Linked DNA regions of Mus musculus: region 2 is linked to region 1. The links are chromatin loops, found by intact Hi-C in ENCODE. Cell type or tissue: gastrocnemius. All regions are shown on one strand. Links, peaks and the distances in the headings refer to the core of each region. The heading gives the core; the rest is flanking DNA. Region 1 overlaps Tfb2m (transcription factor B2, mitochondrial). Region 2 overlaps Ahctf1 (AT hook containing transcription factor 1).

Region 1 (8,740 bases), core at 1-8,000:
GTCGTGTGGGTCCTCTTGAGTCTGGGTCCTCTGGAAGAGCATCCATTGCTTTTAGCTACAGAACCATCTTTCTGGCCTGTGGGGGGTTGGTTTGTTTGTTTTGCTTTTTTGTTTTCTTTTCATTGCTGTTTACTTAGATGTATGTGTTTATGCCATGCGTGTGTGAGTTACTTGGCAGAGCTAGAAGGCATTGGATTCCCTGGAGCTAGAGTTACAGGCTTAACAATTCTAGATGCACGATTTAATTGCTTACTCTTACAAGGTGTGAATGGCCCTTTGCTGTGTTGGGAAATGAATTCCAGTCCTCTGGAAGAGCAGCAAGTGCTCTAAACCACTCCAGCACGTATACAGTAAGCTGTATATGTTGCCATTTGTTTTCAGAAAGGAAAACTCTACTTGAAAGTTCTCGTGGTTAATATTTTGTACTTAGTTCTCTTTTATGTTTGTTAAGACAGAGACTCTTTATATAGTCCTGTCTATCCTGGAACTCACAGAGATCCTCCTGCCTCTGCCTCCTGAGAACTAGGTTTAAAGGCCATGCCTGGCCAATTCTCATCTTTTAATTTAAAATTTTAGATGCTATTAAGATGTTTCAATTAAATCCAACATTTGATATTTATTAAGATTCTATGTGACATAATTTTGTTTGTTTTTACTAGAAACTGATAGCGACTCCTAAAAGACCGGATTTATATCAAGTAATGGCTGTTCTTTGGCAAGTGGCCTGTGACGTTAAGTTCCTGCACATGGTGAGTGACATTTTAATGCCAGAAGAACCGGGTTACTCAGATTGGTAAGTGCAGACCCTGCACTAAAGGTTTAAAATATGAATTTCATTATTTTTTAACCTGTTTAATTTTGTTTTACTTTGAAGTAGAGTGTGACTATGTAGCTCTACCTGGCCTGGAACTCTTTATTCCTTATGGAGATCAGAATGGCCTTGAATTCCTCCTGTCTCTGCCTCCTGAGTGCTAGGATTAAAGGCATGTGCTATTACCAGCTCTTGAGAGGAGATTAACACTGACACTTGTTTACCAACTTCTCTTATAAAAGTAATATGACTGGCTCATTGATAAAACTAAGGAAACTAAATTCACAGTTCCACCTTCCTCTACCTCCCGTGTGCTGGGATCAAAGGTGAGCACCACCACCACCCAGCAATGCTTTGTTTTTTGAGAGGGGTTTTGTTGTGTAACCTCAGACTTTTCATTCTCTCCTCTCAGCTTCCTTGAGTGCTATGATTATAAATGTGTATCACCGGGCTAGAGAGATGGCTCAGTGGTTAAGAGCACCGACTACTCTTCCAGAGGTCCTGAGTTCAAATCCCAGGAACCACATGGTGGCTCACAACCATCTGTAATGAGATCTGATGCCCTCTTCTGGTGTGTCTGGAGACAGCTACAGTGTACTCATATACATAAAATAAATTAATAAACATTAAAAAAAAGGAAAGTGTTTTTAAAAAACTGTGTATGACAGTATTTAGCTTGATACATTCCCTTTACCTTTTATACAAAATGTTTCCAAATTCAATAGTCAGCCATTGTTAACACTTACTGAGCTACAAAATGTTTCCAAATTCAATAGTCAGCCATAGTTAACACTTACTGAGCATTGCCAGATGTGATTGAAGTGATCTATCCTTTCATCTGTGCAGGGTTTTGGATTTGAGGCAAGTGCTTAAATACAAAGCTACAAACCTTAGCACCTAGGTATGGGACTTCTTTGTTTTTGGTTTGTAGGGTGGGTAGACTGGGTCTCTGTAGCCTCTACCTCCCAAGAGTAGAGATTGTTTACCACCACATCCAGGTTTACATAGGTAGATTATTTTAAGGCAATAATAATTTGAGACATTTTGACAAAAGAGAATTAACTGAAAGGACTGAGGAGCCTTGGTCTTCAGTTGTGAGATATAAACTAAACAACGTCTTAGGGTTGAGGAGATGGCTCAATGGGAAAAGCACTTGCAGAGCAAAACAGGAGGACCTGAGTTCAATTCCCAGCACCAATGTAAAAAGTCCAGTGCAGTGGGCCTTGCCTCTAATCCCAGGTCTGGGGAGGCAGAGACAGGAGGATCCTTAGTTCTACAGAACCCACAAGCCCCAGGTTCATGAGAGACACTGACGTGAAAAATAGTGTGGAGAGAATGATGAGGAAAACCGCCTCCAACCTCCACACACATCCATATGTACACATTTGTCACACACAGACCTATGGGAAGAAAGAAATAGCGTGTCTGTTTTTCTTCCTCTAGGAACCTTGGTCGTCATTTAGTGTGCATACGGAAAATGGGCACTTAGAAAAGTCAAAGCACGGGGTAAGAACAAATGATGCCGTTCTTTTTCATCATGTAATCAAGTGTTTATTTTCTCTTAAGATTGTCTTTAGAGGCTGGAGTGATTATCTTATCTTTATTTTTAATTAACAAATTTTCAGTAATAAGAATGTACATACATATGTGTGTGCATACACAGTATATAAATGTATGGTTAGGCAAAGAAGGAATAAGAAAAAGCTAGTCGGAAATACTTCTGTATCCTTGGGACTGGTGGTGGAGTCCCTTACCCAGCAGGAGCTCCATTCAGGATATGGATGAGCTATGGGGCTATGTTTGAGCTCTGATTTTCACTCGAGTCAAGTCAGTAAACGTTAGCTGTCCAGGTTGAACTTCCAGGCCAGGAAGTGGTGAGTGGCTCACTAGGCACGCATTGGGTTTGCCCTGCAGCTGAGGAATGGAACTGGACCCTGCTATCACCTCTTCTATCACCTGACAAACAGGTTACAAAGTGTTAACCTGTCAACAAGAAGACCCAGAGACGTGTGGGACATGCAGTGACTATTGTGAAGACATAAGCAATCAGCATTCTACTCTGGTAATAGTTTATGACTGACAAAAATTATTTTTCTTTCTGTCTAGGAATCAGTAAATTTACTGAAACAAAACCTATATCTTGTTCGAATGACTCCTCGTAGGACTTTATTTACAGAAAACCTAAGTCCTTTGAACTATGATATATTTTTCCACTTGGTAAAGCATTGCTTTGGGAAACGCAATGCCCCAATAATACGCCATTTACGGTAAGTAGAAATTGAATAAAGATGAGTAGAAAAGTAGAATTTACTGAGATTGTCTCCTGCTTTAGAAGGTGGCTTTTCACATCTTGATTTGGAGTAAGGTGTGCCCATGTTTCATTTACCTGTTAAAAATACTTCTTCTGGGCCAGAGAGAAGGTTGAAAACCAGTTCACAACTGTAATTCCAGTTCCAGGGGCTCTAGCACGCCTTGCTGGCCTTTGTGGGTACCACACACATGGCATACACACAACTACCCATAAAATAAAAGTCAAGAAAAACAGTAAATAAAAATGCCTTTTCTCCCTGTTGCATATTATGTTTTCCACACACTCCAAGTTTCGTTTATTTTCATTTTTAAGTAGCAAAATCAAGGATACTCGAAGGTTGTTTTAGCCTCAGTTTATATTTTCTTATGTGTGTGTACATGTGTGTGCTGTGCCCATTGAGGCCAGAACAGCATGTTGTATCCCCTGGAGCTCGAGTTATAGATGATTAAGAGCTGCTTGACATAGGCGCTGAGAACTGAGCTCAGGTCCCCAAGAAGAGCAGCAAGGACTCTTAACTGCAGAGCCATCTCTCCATCCTATGTAATGTAGTCTCTATTTACCTTGTAACTAGCAGTACCTAAAGTATCGTCAAAAGATGGAAAAGTGTTAGTTATTTTAATGAATCATCATATACCATAGAACCTTAGTATGCCTATTGACTGGAGACATTTATTTTGAGATTGGGTTTCATGTAGCCCAAGCTAGCCTTAACTTTCTGTACAGCCAGAGATGACTTTGAACTTGTTTTGTTGTTGTTGTTGTTTCTCGAGACAGGGTTTCTCTGTGTATCCCTGGCTGTCCTGGAACTCACTTTGTAGACCAGGCTGGCCTCGAACTCAGAAATCCGCCTGCCTCTGCCTCCCGAGTGCCACCACGCCCGGCTGACTTTGAACTTGTGAACCTCCTGCCTTTACTTCCCAAGTACTGGGGTTATGGATGTGCAGATGTGTGCCAGCTCAGTGTATTTACACAGAAGGGTCAGCCTGCAATCCCAGTACCCAGGATCCTGGTCACATGAGTCCCAGGCCAGCGGGGACAGAGAGTGAAACTATCTTAAAAAAAAGAAACCTCACCCATGTTGGTGGGGCACGCCTTTAATCCCAGCACTTGGGAGGCAGAGGCAGGTAGATGTCTGAGTTTGAGGCCAGCCTGGTCTATAGAGGGGGTTCTGGGCTTACATAGAAACCCTTTCTCAAAACAAACAAACAACCACCCCCACCCCCAAAAGCCTCAAAACCCAGAAGCTTCATATACACACAAAAGTTTTAAAATGTCAATAAACCACAATTAGAAACCTAATTTTCATCTCAAGGTCTTGGGGTAGTGGCCATTTAAATGCAAATATCAAAAAGAAAGAAAAAGAAAACCATTAGATGTATGTGGTGGCACACACCTTTAATCACTGTACTCAGGATGCAGAGGCAAGGGGATCTCTAAATTTGAGGCTAGCCCAGTCTACATAGTAAGTTCCAGGCCAGCGAAGGCTATGTGGTGAGACCCTATCTCAAAATAAAAATGATAATATGTAAACTAGAATTTTTGTGAGAATTAATTATACCTTGTTAGAATTTCAATTGGTGATTTTCATTGCAGGCTAGCTGTGAATTTTTAAGAGTACCTGTCCCGGTCTCCTGGGTGCTGAGGTTATAGCCATAACACACTTATGTACACATTTCCTATCCAGACTGAGTGAGGCATTCATCCCTGTATCCCAGTACTGGGAGATTAAGGTAGGAGGGTCGGTTCAGAGTCGTCTCTGTACAGAGTGGAGAATACACATGTCATATATAAACTGTCAACTGAATTCAGTTATATGTGTTAGCCATTTTACTTGGACATAGGAGGCAGCTTTCTCAGCTGTAGCTGACAGTTGTAAAAGTGTGTCTCTTTGGTTTTCCTCTGCAGTTCACTGAGTACGGTTGATCCTATTAATATCCTGAGGCAGATAAGAAAAAACCCTGGAGACACAGCTGCTAGAATGTATCCTCACGACTTCAAAAAACTTTTTGAAACCATAGAGCAATCGGAAGACTCCGTCTTTAAGTGGATCTATGACTACTGCCCGGAGGACATGGAGTTCTAGGAAGAGTCTGCAAGCCGAGAGTGAGCTGGAGCTGTTTGTCCATTATTTTGAAATCATGTGACAAATGAACACTGAATTTCAAGAAGTTCATATCCTTTTAACAGAAGAGAAACTACCCTTGTTTGGCACAAATGAAGCAAATAATTTCTTCTCAAGTTGATACCTTTGATACACAGAAAACACAGTGGCTGCAGTATTATTCAAAGTTAAATAAAACGAAAACCTGTCAGTTTGATCAGATCAAATCTACTTTGTTTTAAAGTACTCTCTGCCGTAGATCAATGGTAGAACACATACCTAGTATGTCCAAGGTTTTGGTTTTGCTCCCTTGTAGACGCCCGACTCGCCAGCAAGAATGACGCCACAACAGGATTCTTTTGCACACGTTTATTGGGAGAGCTTGATAGCGAAAGCGAAAGACCCCGAGCCCAAAAAACCAGTGCTGCTTATATAGGCCTAGGATAGGTGTGTCTACACCTGATTGGTTATGCTTTCAGTACCTCATTTACATGCCTTGGGCCAGGCAGTGACTCTGCAAAAAAAAAAAAAACTCTACTGCACATGCGCACATTGGTTGTTTACCCATATTCATGGGCGTCAGCTTATTGAAACCAGTACCATCTTGTAATGGCGTTTATTGGCTTCCCATACTCCCTAGCACAGGAAATTTTTAAAAAATTTCTATTTACTGTAAAGGCCCATAGGTATGGAGTATTTTCAATTGTAATTTAATTTACTTTAAAAAAACAAAAAACCTTTGGGCCAAACCTCTTTAAATATGCACTTTTCACCATTGCCAATTGCTTGCATCTCCCTCAGTTTCTATACTGTTACGCTTAGAAAATAAATTGATTTGGGCAGACATGGTGGCATAAGTCCCAGGCCTTGTGAGGTGGAGGGCCCATCAGTTTAATGCCACTTTCAACTGTAGAATTGAGTTTGAGACCAGTTTAGGCTAAGAAAAGACCCTGTCAAGCAAAACAACGGTATAAACTTAGAAAGTGATCAGTTTATCTTTTATTATGTTGAAGTGGATTATCAGGCACTATGCAATCCAGTTGTTTAAATTTTAAATTGTAGTATGTTTTAAAACTTTTTGAGAAATAAAAGAATTTGTATATAGTTTGTGTGTATATGTGTGTTTTCTTTTTTGTTCTCCATATGCATGAGTGAAATTTTAAATTGACCCCAAACTTATTTTCAGTGTGCTCTCAGTGAGTAATTCTGTCTGTGTAACTGAAGTGTCTTGAGGCGCTGAGTGCAGTGACGTGCACCTGCAGTTGCATGGGTGTCTGAGGTGGGAGGGGTGAGCCGTCCAGAGTTGGAGACCAGTGTGGTTGTTGATGGGGTTGGGTGCAAGAGAACAAGATTTCCTCTCAACCATGAGACCTCTTGCAAGGTAGGAAAGTGGTTCCTTAGAGTTTGCTGTACAATCATGAGGACATAAGATGAGTTCCCAACACACATATAAAGCTGGGCAACTGTGGTAGGAGTACTGGAGGAGGACACATGGAGCTCATAGGAGGAGGACTCATGGGGAGGAGCTCACAGGAGGAGGACGCACGGGGAAGACAATCTACCAAGTCATGAGATCTAGGTTCAGTTGGAAAGGCTCTAAAGATCTTGTATCAAAAAATAAGCAATAAAGATTTGTCCACCACACACAAGCTTATGCACATATACCACACATAAAAGTATTTCTGTACATGAACCAATCTATCACAGCTATACATTTGATTTTGAGTGGCTGAATGGATTGAGCATGTATTAAGTACAAGAGCAAGGAGCAGGTAGTAGAGTGTAAAGCATCTTCAAGCCGAGTAGTGGTGGCGCACGCCTTTAATCCCAGCACTTGGGAGGCAGAGGCAGACGGATTTCTGAGTTCAAGGCCAGCCTGGTCTACAGAGTGAGTTCCAGAACAGCCAGGGGCTATACAGAGAAACCCTATCTCAAAAAAACAAAAACAAAAAACAAAAAAAAAGCATCTTCAAACTGAGCATGTGGAACATCCTGATTGGGGAAGCAAGCAAGCTAGCAGGATTAGACCAGGCACTTACAACACCCATAAATGAGGAGGGAAGCCCTGCTGGAGTAGGCAGTCCTGGAGTTTTCATAATTTTCTATAGATTTCCATAGTTTCCATAGATTTCCAGGCACAGGGTTCTTCTGTACATGGACAACTTTCTGACCTCTGGTTCCCATTGCTGCCATTTTTATATCATGATGAACAAGTTACCTCTTTTGGAAATGCTCTGCACTCTAGCTGTTCTCTAGAGCGCAGTGTTTTTAATAACCTTGGATGTTCTCTTTTATATTTGTCAGCCTGACCCAGGGACCCAGCCTGATTCAGGACAGGGACACTTTAACATGAGGCAGGGATGTGCTGGCTCTTCATTCCTGACTACTTCCACTTTTGTATTTTGTTTGTTTGATTTTGAGTCAGATCTCACTATAGTAGTCCTGGCTAGCCTAGAACTGAGATGACCTCAAACTCATGGAGACCCACTTGCCTCATCCTTTCTAATGCTCAGATTAAAGCCCCAAGACCAACCCAGAGTCAGTGACCATTTACCTATATAATATATTTTATCTCTGCCACATTTAATATTTCTACTATTTTTATAATCTGTTTTTTCCATATATTCTTGATCAATTGTTTGATCAACACCAGGCTTGCCTGAGCTTAACTCAGTTACACCTTGTGATAGTAGTAATCTATGAACACCATTACTATTTCCTGGACCACTGAGGTTTCCTGAATCTTAGCACTGGGATCAATCAAGAATTATGTGGTCCTTGAAAGGCATGCTCTAATCCAGTACTTGCAGGGCAAAGACTGGAGGATCTCCTTGAGTTCCTGGCAGGCATGGTCTACACAAGAAGTCTATGTAGCAACCAACAGTTCTTGACAAACAACAATTCTTTTTTTTTTAATTTTTTTTATTACATATTTTCCTCAATTACATTTCCAATGCTATTCCAAAAGCCTCCCACACCCCCACCTCCCCTACCCACCCATTCCCATTTTTTGGCCCTGGCGTTCCCCTGTACTGGGGCATATAAAGTTTGCCTGTCCAGTGGGCCTCTCTTTCCAGTGATGGCCGACTAGGCCATCTTTTGATACGTATGCAGCTAGAGACAAGAGCTCCGGGGTACTGGTTAGTTCATAATGTTGTTCTACCTATAGGGTTGCAGATCCCTTTAGCTCCTTGGGTACTTTCTCTAGCTCCTCCATTGGGGGCCCTGTGATCCATCCAATAGTTGACTGTGAGCAAACAACAATTCTAAACGTCGGGAAATCTGATTCCACCATCTCTTAGTGTTCTATTGTTGTGTAGAGATACCATGACCACAGCAACTCTTCTAAGAGAAAGCATTTAATCGGGTCTGGCTTACAGTTTTAGTTTAGTTCATTTTCAGCATGGTGGCATGCAGGCAGACATGGTGTTGGAGAGGTAGCTGAGAGTTCTACATCTATGACCACAGGCAGCAGACAGAAAGCCACTGGGTCTGGCTTAGGCTTTTGAAACCTTAA
Region 2 (8,740 bases), core at 144-8,143, 250 kb before region 1:
AAGGCATGTTCTAGGACAGCCAGGTCTACTTAGAGTGACCTTATCTCAACAAAACTTAAAACAAAAAAAAACTATTCTTAAGAATTTACATGAGAATGCAGAAATCGATTTGCTGGCCTTTAGGGCATTCCAGTTTATACTCCAGCTACTAATGTATGAATGCTACCGTGTTTTAGAAAACTTTTACAATACTTATTGGTGATTATTTCTGAGACCATAAATCTAGCTTGGTATATACATTTTATATATATATAACTTTATAGCCTTCAGAGCGATTTGCTCTCTAAAAGCATTTGTGTGGGAAAACTTTTAGCATGGGAATATTTCATTTTAGAACACTCTTAGAATAGTGTTAAAGTTTCTGCATGTTTTATGTTGCAGGGATTAGAATACTGCGAAGAAAGATATACACTGGATCTAGCAGGTGGCACGTTCCCCTTAAGGGGACAAACTAGTAATACCAAATTGTTGGGATGCCAGAGTATAGAGAGATTTCCATCTCATGGAGACAGAGAAGAAAGTATGAGAGAAGGTTGGTTAAAAGTACTCTTAACTCTGTTGTGTGATGGCTTAAGATTTATGTCAGATTTCTGGAATTAATATTTCTGACAGTTGAAAATTAAGGTCCTGTGTATGTCATTTATTCAGGCTTTTAGGTCTTGTTGCTCTCTGGATGACTATACAGAACTGAAGAACTTGATTGCATCAGCTAGTGAAAGACCCTGTGTTTGAATCAAGTTCAACACAAAGATGGTCTCCATTTTAATAAGTGTAATTTGTCTTTGGATATTTTTCTGTTTTTTGGGTTTTTTTTTTTCTGTTATTTTGTTTTCCTTTTTGAACCATGCTGTGTTCCCCCAAACCCCACCCCGTGTCTTTTTCTTTCCTTTCAGAGTAAAGATCCCAGGGATAGATAAGTTCAGCATTGATTTGTTTTCCCTTCCTTTCTTTAGTGGTAACCTTTGACGGTTTTGCATTTCTGAGTCCTGCTTCTTCTATAGATGGAAAGTTCATTTATCCCAGAGATGCCCTGTGTCGAAGTTCCCACTTTTAACCTTGTGGTTCTGTTTTCACATCTAGAATTTAACATGCCATCCCTCTTCTTATTCTCTGTCCATGGCTTCCTTTTCCAGTTGCCATTAGTGATATCTGAGGTTTTTACTTTTCTCTTCCTGCCGAGGCCCCTTCTGGTGCCATTCCACTGCCGTGGTCTAGGTATTTGCATTTGTTTCCGCCTTTGCCATGTGGCTAGATCTGCCTTTCTCAACTCAGTTCCTCTAAAGGATTAAACCACAGACGTCCATTGTAGGTATTAGATTAGCTGCTGGTGCTAGCTGTCTACTGTCTTTGGGGAAATATTTGTTGAAATCACTTTCTAGTCTTATTGTCTCAAAGGTCTAAAGTATTACCTGGAAACTAGTAAAGGGAGAACCTTCTGATGAGAACTTCTCACCAGGAATGTCAGGGTGTAAGTGAGACTCAAGTGACAGAAATGGTTTTCATAAGTCTACTGAAATGTGAATTAAATGTTACTGTCATTTGGTTGTGGTTATGTTTAGGTTCTTTATTCTGTTTTTGAAAAATAGCTGGGTTTTTTGTTTTGTTTTTTCTTTCTTGCAGCTCTGTCTCCCGATACCAGCGTTTCTGTCTTTACCTGGCAAGTGAATATATATGGACAGGGAAAGCCTTCTGTGTATTTAGGGCTATTTGACATAAATCGTTGGTATCATGCACAAATGCCCGATTCTTTAAGGTATGATTACTATGTTTTCTCACCCCCTCTCCCTCAGATATTGTTATGTATAGCTGATAGTGTCTCAGTGCTTTAAAACTTTTTCTTCTAGATCAGGAGAATCTCTGCATAATTGCTCTTATTTTGCGTTGTGGTCATTGGATTCGGTTGTAAGTAGGACTTCTCCACATCACATCTTGGACATACTAGTACATGAGAGGAGTTTAAACCGAGGGGTTCCTCCTTCCTACCCACCTCCAGAGCAATTTTTTAACCCAAGTACTTTTAATTTTGGTAAGTATTTTCATAAATTTTTGAGAAAAATAATGTGTAAATGTAGTATGTCAGCTGTATGTTTCATATCTCACTATCATTTATAACTTACATAACTTCTGATACGTATTTATGTACACAAGAAATAGAGTATGTTTATAAATTTTGAGTTTTTTAGAAAATGTCAGTTAATATATTAGTAATAAAGTTTGTCACTATCTCAAAAGGAATTTATAATTGCTGGGCAGTGGTGGCACAAACCTTCAGTCCTAGCACTTAGAGGCAGAGGCAGGCAGAATTCTAAGTTTGAGGACAGCCTAGTCTATATACCAAGTTCCAGGGCAGCCAAGGCTACACAGAGAAACCTTATCTTGATAATTATTCTTGTCCAATGTGCTTGGTACATACCTTTAATCCCAGCAGAGGCAGGAGAATCTCTGAGAGTCTAAGGCAGCCAGGGGTGCACAGTAAGACCCTGCTTTGTTGTGGTTGTTTTTAAAGAGGGGACAGATTTATTCAATATAAAATTTTAATTACCTACAGTAAACATTTAATTCAAAATTTAAAATCTTTTTCTTTTTAAGATGCCACTTGTTTGTTAGACTCTGGAGTTATCCATGTAACTTGTGCTGGATTTCAGAAGGAGGTACGTATGCATTAACAACTTGCTGAGTGTGTGTTAGAGCTGAAGCTACATATTAGAATACAGGTGATTCATGTATTGAAATGTTCCTGGTATTTGTATAAACTAATTCATCTCTAAATAGTAGCTCCTGCTAGATTTTCGAGTTTAGCATCTTAATAACTTCAGTTTTAATGAGAGCTTGCTAGAAGTCATATAAATGTTTTTAGCAGCTTTGTGTGGGTGCCATCTTCTACAGGAACTCAAAGAAATGGTGACTAGGTTCGTGCCTCATTGCATCTTCTGGGTGCTTATTTTAGAGATGGGAAGGGGCGGGGTCTCACAGTATAACAGTGGCTGTTTGCAGTTTAGAGATCTGCTCAGGCCCCTAACTGCTGCAGTTAGACTGCCCCACAACTGCGGCCTGCCCTTTTGTGTCGTGGCCTTGTAGGGCTTCCTTTTTTTTTTTTTTTTTTTTTTTTTTTTTTTGGTTTTTTGAGACAGGGTTTGTCTGTAGCCCTGGCTGTCTTGGAACTCACTTTGTAGACCAGGCTGTCCTCGAACTCAGAAATCTGCCTGCCTCTGCCTCCCAAGTGCTGGAATTAAAGGCATGTGCCACTATGCCTGGCCGTAGGGCTTCTTCTTGTTTCTTTTGAGAAATAATACAAAATTGACAGAAGAATGATGTAAGAATAGTTTGTGATGTGAAGACCTTTTAGTTGGCAATCAGCCACACACATAGTTGCTGTGGTTGTCCTAAGTGAAAATCTCTCACTAAACACAGACATGTTTGTCTGCAACTTCTGAAAATACTGCTGTTGTGTCTTATTGATGTCATTGCATTCAGGAATCTCTAAGCCCCCTAACTTGATCATGCAGTTTAGTCAGGCTTTCAGTATTTCCATAGATGTATTTAAGTTGATGTTGGCTGATGTTGGACTAATTTTTCTATTACAGACTTTGACATTTTTAAAGAAATCAGGACCAACTCTTAATGAAGTCATTCCTGATAGTTATAATCGATGTCTTGTTGCTGGTCTCCTCTCACCAAGACTTATTGATATTCAGCCTTCCAGTTTAAGTCAAGTGAGACATTTAACTTTTTTCTTTCTTTTGAATTTTTTTTTGGGGGGAGGGAATCTGTAACCTCATGTTCCAGGATCAGTAGCCATGGCCTTGAAATTTGGCTTCCACATCCTCTAACCTTAGCTAAAGAGATGCTCAGTGGTTAAGAACACTGGTTGCTCTTGCAGAGGACCAAGGCTCAGTTCCATAGTACCTCACAACCATCTTTACTTCCAGTTCCAAGGGATCTGATACCCTCTTTTGACTGCTTAGGCACCAGATGTATTTATCTTATACATCCATGCCAGTAAAACACCTTTTTAAAAAGTCACAAGTGGAGCTGGGCTCAGCAATGCAAGCATATATATAATCCTAGTTACCGAGCTAGCAAGATCAAAGTTGGTCTGGCCACAAAGTAATTTGTACAAGGCTTGCTTGTATAGTTTCATGAGACTTTATCTTAAAATAAAAAGGACTGACTGAGATTATATAGCTCAGTGTGAGTGCTTGTGTCCTAGGCTCCAGTACTGCTAAAGAAAGTACAAACTGCGAGAGTTTCCTTAGCTGACGAGTTAAGCTTCATTGGCCATGGCATACAAGTCTTCTGTGGGTGTTGGGGTTTCCCACTTCTTACAATGCTGGGTATTGCGTTGGTTTTCTTCCTGCTCTGGTCAGGTGGCCTCCACCTTGTGACCCTCCTGTCTTACTCTCCTTAGTGCTGTAACTTTACAGATGTGCTCTGTTGTCTCTCTGGCTACAGCCAAATGAGCCTCAGAACTATTTCCCCACCTATACTGCCTCTGATTTCAGAGTGTCTTTCTTTTTTTTTTTTTTTAAACATGGTTTAGGAAGAACAATTAGAAGCTATATTGTCAGCAGCAATTCAGACAAGTTCCTTGGGACTTTTGACTGGTTACATCAGAACGTGGATAATAGAAGGTAACAGTTTCACTTTGTAAAAATAGAATATTTTGGGTGGGTAGGGGAGTAGGGGGGGAGGGTATGGGGGACTTTTGGGATAGCATTAGAAATGTAATTGAGGAAAATACGTAATAAAAAATATTTTTAAAAAATAGAATATTCATATTCTTAAAATTACAGTTCATGGTTTTACATTTTAGTTAACCTTTATGCATGAGATTGTTTTAAATTCACGTAAAGTTGTAGGGTGGAGTAAAAAGTGAATCTGTGATGCTCTGTACCAGCTTCACCCCAGTGTGAATATTTATTCATTCTTTACATGAACATGCACATACTCTGCCCATGTAATGTTGAAAGAACATGATGATCATTTGAAAGAAAGCTTCCTGTTTCTTAATCATTTCAATTTTATTTCAAAACAAAAGATAATCACTTATTTTTTTTAAAAAAAGTTGTGATTACAAACAAAGGTTAATACTGAGTACTAACCAGTGTTGCAGAAATGTTTTTTATAGCTTAGTGGGATTTAGAGGAATACAGCATTTTTGTATTTTGAGTTGTTTTAAGACAGGCTTTCTCTGTAGCCCTGGCTGTCCTGGCACTCTCTCTGTAGACCAAGTTGGCCTTAAACTCAAGAGATTTGAATGCCTCTGTCTTCCAATTGCTGGGATTAAAGGCATGTGCCATTATGCCTACCATGATTTGGGGTCTTTTAAATATTCCTTAATATGGTAAAATTTCTTAAGTCAAAATTTAAAAACTGTAGGCCTTTTTTGTTGTTGGTTTGGACTGTTTTGGGTTTTTGTTGTTTTTTTTTTTAAGATTGCTTTCCAGTTTGTATATATTGCTCTCCCTCATAACTGCTCCCTGCGCCCTCTTCACCCTCCTTCCAGTTTTGCACCTATGGCACTGCTCCTATGAAGAGGTGCACAGGATCCATTTGGTAGAAGTTAATGTTAAATTCATGAACTTGGCCTTCCTATCTGGCTCCTCCTACAAAGTTAGTAACTTCCATTTCGAAGTTAGTAATCATTCTTTTTCTTCTTTTTCCTTTCTTTCAATACAAATAAGAACAACCAAATTCTGCTGCTAATCTACGATTTGTTCTTGAGTGGACATGGAATAAAGTGGTTCTCACAAAAGAAGAGTTTGATAGGCTTTGTAAGTATGAAGTCTGGATTCAGGATAAGCTTTTTTTTTTTTTTTTTTTTTTTTTAATTTATTTATTATATGTAAGTACACTGTAGCTGTCCTCAGACACTCCAGAAGAGGGAGTCAGATCTCGTTAAGGATGGTTGTGAGCCACCATGTGGTTGCTGGGATTTGAACTCCTGACCTTCGGAAGAGCAGTCGGGTGCTCTTACCCACTGAGCCATCTCACCAGCTCTCAGGATAAGCTTTAATAGTTAATCTTGATGTTGTAATCCCAGGTAGAACATTTGTTTGAGACAAGGTTAGGTGTCGGTAATCTCAGCAGTTGTGAAGCTCACTAGGTCAGTGGTTCTTAACCTGTGGGGAGCAATCCCCAGGGACAGCTGACCTCTTCACGGGAGTCACATATCAGATATTTATATTACGATTCATAACAGCACAATTACAATTATGAAGTAGCAACAAAAACAGTTTCATGGTTGGAGGCGAGTCACCACAGCATGAGGAACCATTGCTGTAATCCATGCTTGCCCTGAACTTCTGGTGCTTTCACCACCGTTAGCCTCCAAGTGCTTGAATCCCAGGCATGAAAGTTTTACCATTTTGGGAATGTAAAGTCTTAAAACTTGTGGTCCTAGAAGAAAACATTTATATTAAAAGTGTATATTAAACAATTATTAACAAAAGCTTTTTACTAGAAATACATTAGTAAGCTACATTATGTGCCTTCACACCAGGCTGTAGATCAGCCATTGTTGCTGTTTTAAGCAACCACAAATGCTGGTAATGGAGACCTTGTGTTGTAAGGTGATTTGGGTTTTGATTTTGTTTTTTTTTTTTTTTAAGACCTCTTAGTATAATTCAAGTGCATATAAAGTATTTTAAGAAGAAAATTAGAAACTGATTTGAGGGACTCAGAAATTATGATGTTCTGCTTATTAAAGTAAATATACATCTTTTGACATGTAGTAGTTCTGAAGATAGAGTGCAGACCTAAATAGTCCATAATCTTACTTTGACTCTAGTTTTATATTGAAAACTAAGTTCCTATCTTATAAGTTCTAGCTTATATTTGTAAAGTCTGTCATTCTTTAGAGTAATGGGACTTCAGAAAAATGCACATTGATTGTAAGTTACTGTGTTGAAACTAATGTTGTATTTTATCTTTGAAGGTGTGCCGCTGTTTGACGGTTCGTGTCGTTTTATTGACCCACAGACTATTCAGTCTATCCAGCAGTGCCATTTACTGCTTAGCAACCTTAGTACAGTCTTAAGCTGTTTTGCAATGGAGGCCCAGGGTATCACTGAGAGAGGTGTGTACTTTATACAAATGAGTGTTTTATTAAATTTTACTTAATTTACTTACAATTCTTGTTTACTTGGTAAAACATTGTATAAAGAGGAAATGTTCAAAAGGAAAAAAATTTAACTTATATGTGTATATGTAGGGTATATGTGAACATGAGTGTACACATGCCATCTTGTATGGATGACACAAAACAACTCTAATTGGTTCTTTTTGTCTACATTGAGTGTATCCTAGGGATTGAATTAGGTCTCCTGGCTTTTTTAACAGGTACCTTTATTCACCGGACCATCTTGGTGGCCTTAGAATTTACTACCAGTAGAATTTAAAATTTGAAGTTAACATGTATTTATGTATTGAAAGAAGTGACTGGTTTTTTGGTTTTTGTTCTTGTTTTATTTTGCCACTTCAACAAAGGAAAAGGTACAATTTCACATAAAGGCCTAATTTGAATAGTCTACTTTCAGTCTGTTTTAATAGCATTTTGCATGAAACAGTTAATTTTGGTTTGCATAAAATGCCTATTTCTCTCAGTTATCTTAACATTTTAGAGATTTGCTTAACCTCACTTTGGTTCAGTGTATACTAAATACAAATTAAATTATATATGCATACTGTTGATTATTTTGATTGTTGTTCATGATTGATAAATGAAAAGTTACCCAACCAGTGTTAATTCTTCTTTCTAGGACTGGTGGACTTGAGCAACAAGCACATGGTCACCCAGCTTCTCTGTCAGTACGCACACATGGTTCTGTGGTTCTGCCACTCGGGGCTTCTGCCCGAAGGCTTAGGTAACGTAGTTAATGTATGAATAGCTATTCAGACATCCTAGCTCCATAGTGTTACTGTTTGCTTCTGAGCCTTTACACTATGTTGACTAGTCTTCATTCTAGTTTTTGTGTCTTCATTGCCTCACAGACACTATATTCATTGGATTAACATGTAAAATGAGAGCAAGTTGGGGGAAAACATGGCTTCTAAAAATGTCACTACCTATAACTTAGATCATGAAACTGTGGTTTTATAATGTAATTTACTGATGTCTTCAGTATTTCTATTGTTTTGTTCTGGTTTGAGGAAAGGGTCTTACCATGTATCCCTGTCTGACCTGAAACTCACGTAGACAGATCAAGATAATATTAATCATGGTTTCACCTGTCTCTACCACCTGGATGCTGGGACTCCCCAACATGCCTAGCTTGTGTAATCTCTTAATATGGCTGGCTGGCTGTCTTTCAAAACAGGGTATCACTATTTAGCTCTGGCTATCCAGGAATTCATACCAGATCCACCTGCCTTTGCTTTTATAGTACCAGGATTAAAGGTTATTGATACTTGTCATCAATTAAGTGTTTCTGTTAGTCTAGTAATGTAAATACTGAGAATTAGAGACTTGAGAAATTATCAGTATCGTCTTACAGAGTTTGTAACAAAGACCCAGCTCCGTGTATTTCTGGGAAGCACAGAAAGTTGCTCTGCTTACTGCATGTGCAACTGTTGTCTTATTTACCCTTTACACTTCCCTTACATTTTCACTTAAGTAAATGGTAAATATTATTTATTGGAAATTCTCTTTTGTGCCACAGGAATAAAATTATTAGGAGTAATTTCTAGGCTGTTAAGATCCACCGAGCATCCTTGTTACAAACTTCTTGTGTTGATTACA

The links. Hi-C counts contacts between places; a loop is a spot of excess contacts. Peaks named below come from ENCODE experiments on the same cell type or tissue, not always from the same donor. Only the 100,000 strongest peaks of a DNase experiment are listed, where the experiment ranks them.
Region 2: it touches region 1 in a loop (2.9-fold over the local background); 4 of 42 quality-filtered maps call a loop at or near these places.

Annotation. Positions count from the first base shown.
Region 1 is chr1:179,525,642-179,534,381 of GRCm38, reverse strand. It overlaps Tfb2m (transcription factor B2, mitochondrial), which reads left to right. Exons shown (of 8, transcript NM_008249.5): 5 at 660-749; 6 at 2,255-2,317; 7 at 2,918-3,078; 8 at 5,028-6,328. The coding sequence ends at 5,205. Among named protein-coding and RNA genes, the nearest start is that of Smyd3, 12 kb to the right of the region's middle. In gastrocnemius, for the core only: a CTCF peak has its summit at 3,301; no DNase peak of the experiment used is centred there.
Region 2 is chr1:179,779,981-179,788,720 of GRCm38, reverse strand. Ahctf1 (AT hook containing transcription factor 1) reads left to right here. Exons shown (of 36, transcript NM_026375.2): 8 at 382-532; 9 at 1,621-1,753; 10 at 1,845-2,026; 11 at 2,590-2,651; 12 at 3,585-3,713; 13 at 4,541-4,631; 14 at 5,685-5,774; 15 at 6,938-7,078; 16 at 7,761-7,865. Among named protein-coding and RNA genes, the nearest start is that of Ahctf1, 20 kb to the left of the region's middle. In gastrocnemius, for the core only: no CTCF peak of the experiment used is centred there; no DNase peak of the experiment used is centred there.